Regions from separate parts of the Mus musculus genome. Here regions 1 and 2 are each linked to region 3. The links are chromatin loops, found by intact Hi-C in ENCODE. Cell type or tissue: left cerebral cortex. All regions are shown on one strand.

Region 1 (2,500 bases), 1.7 Mb before region 3:
TAATATTGATTTTTATTTCTCAACTAAGAATTATAAACTCCAGATGTGTCTCTCCTGATTTCTTGTGAAATGTCTGCAAGTCCTGTATGACTTCCAACTCAAACTTCAGGGTTGCTTTTACGATACTCACTCTTACTTCCCTAGAAGCAACATTAGAATACCTGAACAGTGTGTTCCCCAACAATACAAAACATAGCATGGGATATCATTTGTCTAATTTTCTTGAAAACTTAAGGGTTTTGTGCTTCAGACTGAAATTCAAATACTGAGCTGAGAGATGACTAGGCAGTTAAGAGCACTTACCTAGGTCTAGGGTTTGGTTCCCAGAACTGTGAAAAAATGCTCATATCTATCCAGAGTCAGCTCTAGCAGGGATTAAAACCTTCTTTTAGTCGCCTCTGGTGTCCTCAGGAACCACATGCATGTGAAGGTAGATGTCTGTACACATTTACAAATTAATTAATTCATTCATTCATTAATTTTAGAAAAATGCTATACTTAAGGCTTGCTGAGACCTATTAATGACTGCTTTGTAAACTAGCTATCAGAAACAATCTCTTTCCAGTCATGTAATAAATAAGTTTCATTAAAGCATATTAGAAAGAAACAAATCTTTCTGTCTTATTTAGTTGTTATTGGTTTTTGTTTTTTTCTTTTTTAATGTATAGATAGACTCGTAGTCACTTTTTTATTGTGCATGTTTTGACTTTCAGGGATAAAATAATCTCTCAGAGGGATTAGTGTTTTGTTTTGTTTTACTTTACTGCAGTGTGTGTTTGATATACTGTGCTGTAAGAAGTAAATGCTCCAACTGAAAGGTTACAGTACTGAACACAGCTCAAGAGGGTGGACACAGTCCTGATCAAAATCTGTTCAGTTTTGGAAAAGAAACTGAGTCTATCTGTGAGCTGCTGGAATGTGCTGTGGTCTCAGCTATGACCCTGTCACAATGCTGTGTCAATGAGATTTAAGTAAACAATAAGTTCTTATTAGAAACAATGTGAACAGAAAACTTTCCTGATTTTTGTGTTTTCTCGTTTCCAACAATATTTATTTTACTTATTCCTTTGATACTGTAATGTGTTAAGGAATGGAAAACTATAATTTAACAGTTTATTTTGTGATTTTTTTTAAGAAACCACAAGTTTTCCTCTGCTATTTTAATACTGAACTGAACATATGCTAGATACACGAAGCATGGATGAAACAGATTGCTCGGTATGGTAGATCATATTTCAGAGGATGTTTTATCCTATTCTTAAACCAAGAAGTACTTAACAGGTGAAACAGAATGGCTACCAGAGCCACAAAGCAGGCTGATGAGACACCATTTCCACTTAGCAATCCTGATTAAAATCCATTGACAATTTGTTCTCTTTGTTGTTTCTAGCAGTGTGGGGACCTTCAGTGTGCACTGATGATGAATCAGCCTTGGAACCTGGTGTGTTAAGCTTGACTCCAAATGTATAAGTAATTTTTCTATCAAATATGACATTTGGTTGTACTGTATCACTGTTTACCTAAAATTATAATCAGAAAATTGACATTTATCATTAATTCAATATGTAGCCCCTTTGTTTCCATGTGCATATTTGTATTCTGACATGTTCCATGATATTTGCAGCCTAAAAAAGGAAAAATTAACATATATATATTATGTTTTAGAATCCGTGTAGAATAAAACATGATCTTGATGTTTGGAAGGTTATTCAGAGTTGTGAAAATTATCTTCCTCTCTATTGTTTGCGTAATATTTATACCACTCCATCAATCCTGATGCTATTGTCAAAGTAAACTCTTGAGGACATTTTTTTCTTATATAGTAGTAGCTCTAGTTCTTTAATACTCCATGTAGTTCAGACAAGTGTATAATTAATACATATTAGGTATGCTTATAACACATGCATGCCTTCAAAAAATTACTCTAAGTATACATCCTTGCCTGTAATAACTACTTTAAGAAGGAATTCTATTTCAGGAACACTAAAATGACGCAGTCAATGAAGTGCTTCCAAGGAAGCATCATGATTTGAGACCTACACTACCCCCACCCCAAACACTTAAAAACTCCAGGTCCTAGTGAGAAATCCTGACTGATGAAACAATTATGAATTAACAGCTCATTAGAAAGAACACCTAAGCTGTCCCCTGGCTTCCCTATGCACGTGCACACACACACACACACACACACACACACACACACACACACACACACACATACACACACACACACTCATACATGCATATATGTGCACATACTCCTTACACACAAGTATCCCATTCATTCGCATTCCGAAGTATTTGAATTTGCATAGACAGAAATCTGATGTAGAGGATAGAAATGAAATCTAATATAGAGGATAGAAATAATTCAACCCAGGCTGACGTTGCATTGCTGTATGAGATCACTGAGCGTAGTCAACCTCAGCCAGCCAAGAAGCTGAATCCACTCCAGGGCACTAAAGTTTCCTCATAGGAATTTTGTTGTTGTTGTTCTCAT
Region 2 (2,500 bases), 1.7 Mb before region 3:
GGATTAAGTGATCCTTACACCTGGGTTCACAGCCCATCAGCCTCCCAGAATCCAGCCTGGAAAACCGGTCTGGGTGTCCTCCATGCTCTGCGAGAACCTGGGCACGGAGGGGCATCTCTGAGTTAACACGTTTGCTTCTGGGCAGTTGGAAAAAAGACTGTCAAATGCATCTGATAGGCGCGCGCACATACACAGGCGCACAAACACACGCATACACACACGCAGCTAGCTGAAAAGAGGCTTACAAAACACTAGAGGAACACCAAGATGACTTGAAAAGGTGGAAAACCTCCAGATTAGTGCCGGGAAAACTGAAGGGCCAGCCGGGAGATTCCAAAAGTCTTCTCAGGTCTTTCAATATTCACATTTCTACGCCTCTCTCTTTCTATTTCTCCTTTCCAGAATGTTTCCTGGATCTGCCCCACCCCCGTCGAGTTGCGCCTTTTTTTTTTCCCCTAAGATAACCGACCACACAACATGAATTACATGGGTGCGTTGTGCCCACAGCTCCACAAAGTCCAGAATCCTAAGGACCAGCTAGCTAAGAAGCCATTCACATCTCACATCTTCAAGGGAAGAAGAAAAGCTCGCAGGCGAACACACACACACACACACACACACACACACACACACACACACACACACACACACACACACACAGCTCCGGCTGCTCTGCACGGGCTCACCACCTCCCTGCGCCGCTGCACACAGCGCGGTGGGCGCCCCTCCCGCTGGCTGAGGCCCTGGGACGAGTCCTCAGCTCAGGCTCAAGGCGGGAAGCTGCAGTCCGGGCAGGCAGCCGCCGCCCCGGCAGGCCTGGGAGAGCCGCTCCCCAGCGTGGTGCGAGCAGGCAACGCCGGCCCAGAGGAGCTGCGCTCCGCGCTGCAGCATGGAGGCGGCGGCGGCGGCGGCGGCGGCGGGCGCGCGGCCGAGAGCCGGTCCCTAGCTGCAGTGACGAGAACGGCCGCACCTCCCAGAACCCTAGAAACAGGAGACACCCCAAGCAGTAGCAGCTGTGCTCTCGGCCTTTGAGACTTCGGGCTGGATGTGTTCAGAGAACCGATTTTCCGCGGGCGCAAGGAGAGGGTTAGCGCCGTGCCTACAAATCCCTAAGCAGAGGAGGCGCGGGGGCGTTGCAGGAAGGGGGGAGGGGAAGCGGTGGAAAACCTGAAGGGAGAAAGCTAACTTCTGGGGCATCCCTCTGTTGGAAATGAACTGCCTGATCTAGTCGCCCACTGACCTGTGAATAAGGGAATAATGATTTAAATTTAAAAAAAAATAATAAAAATTAAAAAAAAAAAAAAGGTGTCACCCAGCCAGGCTGTGTCATTAGGCACTGTGACAAGTGATTAGCTCCAACCTGGCGGAAAAAATCCCAGCCTAAGAGCTTCTCGCTGAAACTCCCAGGCACTGAAGGCCGACTTCCAGTGTTCCCTAGTCTGTGTGTGAGTGTGTGTGTGTGTGTGTGTGTGGGGGGGGGTTGCTTATGAATCAGATGGAAGCGGATTCCAAAATGAACATTTACTTTGCAGAATCTGCCCAGTAGGTACCAGGCATGAAGAAGTGATGAAGCTAACCACATTTTAGTGCACAGAGCTTTATGGGACCTGAGTAGTCCTCAGAAAGGCCTGGCCACCGAGGTCACCTGCACTGGGGGAAGGATGTGGAGCCAGAGAGAGGTGTGGTACAGAGGAAAGGAAAAAAAAAAAAAAAAAAAAAAAAAAAAAAAGAGCCTCTTGGGGAAACATTGGGTAGGGCCCTCCCTGGCTTTACTCTTGGAATCCTGCCAAGATTCCCAGGTTCTCAGTTAATCCCCAGTCTCAGACCCCAGCCAAGCTCACAGAAACCCCCTAAAGACAGTATGTGGAGTGGTTTGAAGCTAGTCCTTTCAGGATAGAGTTGATGAGCACTTGATTTTTGGTTTCTGTGCCTCCCTCTAAGTTCAAACACCAACCTGAACCAAACCTGCATGGAAGAATTGAGGGGGGGTGGGTAGGGGGATACTGGCTATCAAGGAGCACTTCCTTGCCTATTTGCACCATACTGTTCCTCCCAGAATAGGATGCTCTGGAATTTTGCTCCCAGTAGACCCTGAGGCTTTACCCTTGCCTTGCGAATTCACATGGGCGTGCATATTCAGGCACACCCACGGGCCCTATCCAAGTGCGCGCACAGGCACCCACGCGTAATCAAGACCCACACAGCTGCCTTTTGAGAGATGAACTCAGCCTGGAGTACTTTAAGTGGTAACTGCTCCAGTTTTCTCTTCCCTTCTCTGGGCTCCTCTCTTTGCTTCCGACCAGGTTCCACTCCTGTTTATCCCTGGGTGGTTCGCCCCTGGATTTAGCAATGCGATCTACTTGCTGGTTATTTGATTCCGGAGGAGCATTGGCTGGGGCTGCGATTCCCGCCGCGCAGTCTCCAAGCATTTCCGCCACATCGCCGGGGCTCCAGGTTCCAGTGCAAGTCTTCAGCGGTAGATTGCAGAACTGAAAACGAG
Region 3 (2,500 bases):
GAGTTATTTAGAAGTTCAGCATCATCAAGAATAAGCCTGGGTCCAATCTTCACTCCAAGCACCATTCCGACAAGGCAATAGATATAGATAGATACATAGATAGATAGATAGATAGATAGATAGATAGATAGATAGATAGACAGACAAACATGCAAGCCAGGTATGGTGATGCACATCATTAATCACAGCATCGGGGAAGCAGAGACAGGCAAATCTCTGTGAGTTGGAAGCCAGCCTGATTTATAAAACAGAGTACCAGGACAGCTTCTAGGCTCTGCCCCACAGTTACCTGGCAACAGCCAGGTATGCCTGACTCACTATAAAAGGGGCTACTTGCCCCATCCTCACCCTCTTACTCTCTTATTCTCTCTGTTCCTTCTCTCTCCCATTCCCCTCCCACCTCCATGTGTTCCTGGCTGGCCTCTCCTCCCTCTCTGTCTATCTCTCTATCGCTGTCTCTCTGTCTCTATCTCTGTCTCTCTCTCTCTGTCTCTGTCTCTCTCTCTCTCTCCCTCCCTCCCTCCTTTCCCGCCTCTCCCTGCCTTTCTCTATCTCTACTCCAACCTCAACTCCCCTCCCCATGCCCTAAATAGACTCTATTTTATACTATATCTGTCATATGGCTGGTACCTCAGGGGGAAGGGATGCCTCAACATGGGCCAGCAGAGGTACCCCCTTCCACCTCACCATACTGTGCCTCAACCAAACATGTCCTGGTTCTTTCTTTCTTATTTATAAAACACAGCAACAGCCAAGATTGTAGCACAGAAAAACTAGATAGATAGATAGATAGATAGATAGATAGATAGATAGATAGATAGATTGCATAAAACAGGAAGAAAACATTGTTTCAAATGAAAACTAATCTATGTCATCATGATTATAAGAATTTCAGACTAGTCAGAGGGAGGAGCTTAAGACTTCAAATCTGTAGCAGTCAGGGGAAATAACATTCATGACTGTACATTTTAACAGTATATCAGATTGCCATTTCTAATTACTTGAATCGTTGTGAGTACCCACTTTTATTTTTAGTCACTCTTTGTCCTTGATTGGAGAATCCCTCGGATACAGAGGCAAGCAGATGCATTATGAATGGAGGAATTGTTCTTAAGCTCAGATTTATTCTTAGATTTTTCACAGGGAAAACGCATATTTAACGTTTTGTCATACCTTTATAGGTCAATTGCATAATGCTTCATGTACACTTCATCTGAAGATGAACATTTAATGGAATGTGTCAAGAATTCCCTTCTCTAGCTTGGAGTTAGCTTTAAAATGCCATCATAACTACAAGGATGCCACCATGTGGCCGAAGGGTGCTTTCTTGAAAGCTGTATAGCATAACCTAAAGGGTAATAATGTAGAAAATGAACAATTTAAAATCCAGATTTCCTGAGTGAGATTCTGATATTTATCAGACCTTATAGTCTGCTTTTGCCTTACTTATAATTCTCTATTTAATTGACAAGTGCCCAATTCATCTGCAATGTAATTCGTTTCACTTTTACTGCATTCTCAATTCCAGCTGTCACAGAAGCAGAACAATCGCTGCTAGGGCCTTTACTGTGAGAGGAGACTCATTATAATAATAATAATGATTTATGTGTAAGATAAAGGCATCTAAAGAATCCTTATGCCCTTCAAACATATATTCATAGTAAAGCAATTCCTACTCCACTCTTCAACCCTTTGGACAATTGCTTAGCCGTCCTTTTGTCAATACTAATGAACCACTGTGTGTTTTTTCTTTTTATATCGTTATTAGACAATTAAAGGCACGCTGAACGATGCACTTTCTAAAAATGACAGTCCAGAGTAGTATAGATTTTTAGAAAAGCAGCAGAAGTGGGTCACTTTAACAAAGGAAATTCTGCTGCAAGTGGATCTCGAAGAACGTGTACCTGTTATCCTCTGTATCAAAATAACCAATTTCAAGCACTCAATGAATCTTTTTCATTAAAGCAACTTGAAACTGCTATTATTAGAATGTCATTACAGGAAACTCCAAATGCTACTGCCAGTCATCTAAAGTTCAGCAAAATGGAATCAAAGAACAGAGCCAGAGTGCATTCATCTCAAAACTCAGTCTTGAGATTCAAAGGCAAGGTGTTTGCAGTAGCTTGAAGGTAAATGACCTGCAGGCTCTATGGTGGTTTGATAAATATGACCTCCAAGATTTCTGTGTGCTTGGCTCATAGGGAGTAGCACCATTAGGAGGTATGGCCTTCTTGGCATAGCCTGACCTTGTTAAAAGAATTGTGGCAATGTTGGGATGGGCTTTGAGGTCTCCTATGCTCAAGCCCTGCCCAGTGTGGAAGACAGTCCCCTTTTCCTTCCAGCAATCAAGATGTAGAACTCTCAGCTCCTTCTTCACCACCATTTCTACCTGCATGCTGCTGTACTTCCCACCATGATGATAATAGACTAAACCTCTGAAACTGCAAGCCAGCTTCAATGAAATGTTTTCCTTTGTAAGAGTTGCCTTGGTCACAATGTC

The links. A loop is a pair of places that touch in the nucleus more often than their neighbours do. Peaks named below come from ENCODE experiments on the same cell type or tissue, not always from the same donor. Only the 100,000 strongest peaks of a DNase experiment are listed, where the experiment ranks them.
Region 1: a loop joins it to region 3, with 6 times the contacts of the local background. A loop is called at or near these places in 7 of 42 quality-filtered maps.
Region 2: a loop joins it to region 3, with 8 times the contacts of the local background. A loop is called at or near these places in 6 of 42 quality-filtered maps.

Annotation. Positions count from the first base shown.
Region 1 is chr12:61,514,742-61,517,241 of GRCm38, reverse strand. It overlaps Gm20063 (predicted gene, 20063), which reads left to right. Exons shown (of 3, transcript NR_045049.1): 2 at 1,391-1,441. Among named protein-coding and RNA genes, the nearest start is that of Gm20063, 5.8 kb to the left of the region's middle. In left cerebral cortex, no CTCF peak of the experiment used is centred here; a DNase peak (open chromatin) is centred at 1,264.
Region 2 is chr12:61,521,534-61,524,033 of GRCm38, reverse strand. It overlaps Lrfn5 (leucine rich repeat and fibronectin type III domain containing 5), which reads right to left and starts at 867. Exons shown (of 6, transcript NM_001310586.1): 1 at 1-867. Gm20063 (predicted gene, 20063) reads left to right here and starts at 2,214. Exons shown (of 3, transcript NR_045049.1): 1 at 2,214-2,500. In left cerebral cortex, a CTCF peak has its summit at 989; DNase peaks (open chromatin) are centred at 900, 1,443, 1,770, 2,307 and 2 more places; H3K4me3 peaks cover 2,334 bases; H3K27ac peaks cover 2,405 bases.
Region 3 is chr12:59,797,034-59,799,533 of GRCm38, reverse strand. No RefSeq gene overlaps it. Among named protein-coding and RNA genes, the nearest start is that of Gm22673, 130 kb to the right of the region's middle. In left cerebral cortex, a CTCF peak has its summit at 1,302 (motif pointing left); a DNase peak (open chromatin) is centred at 1,275; H3K27ac peaks cover 212 bases.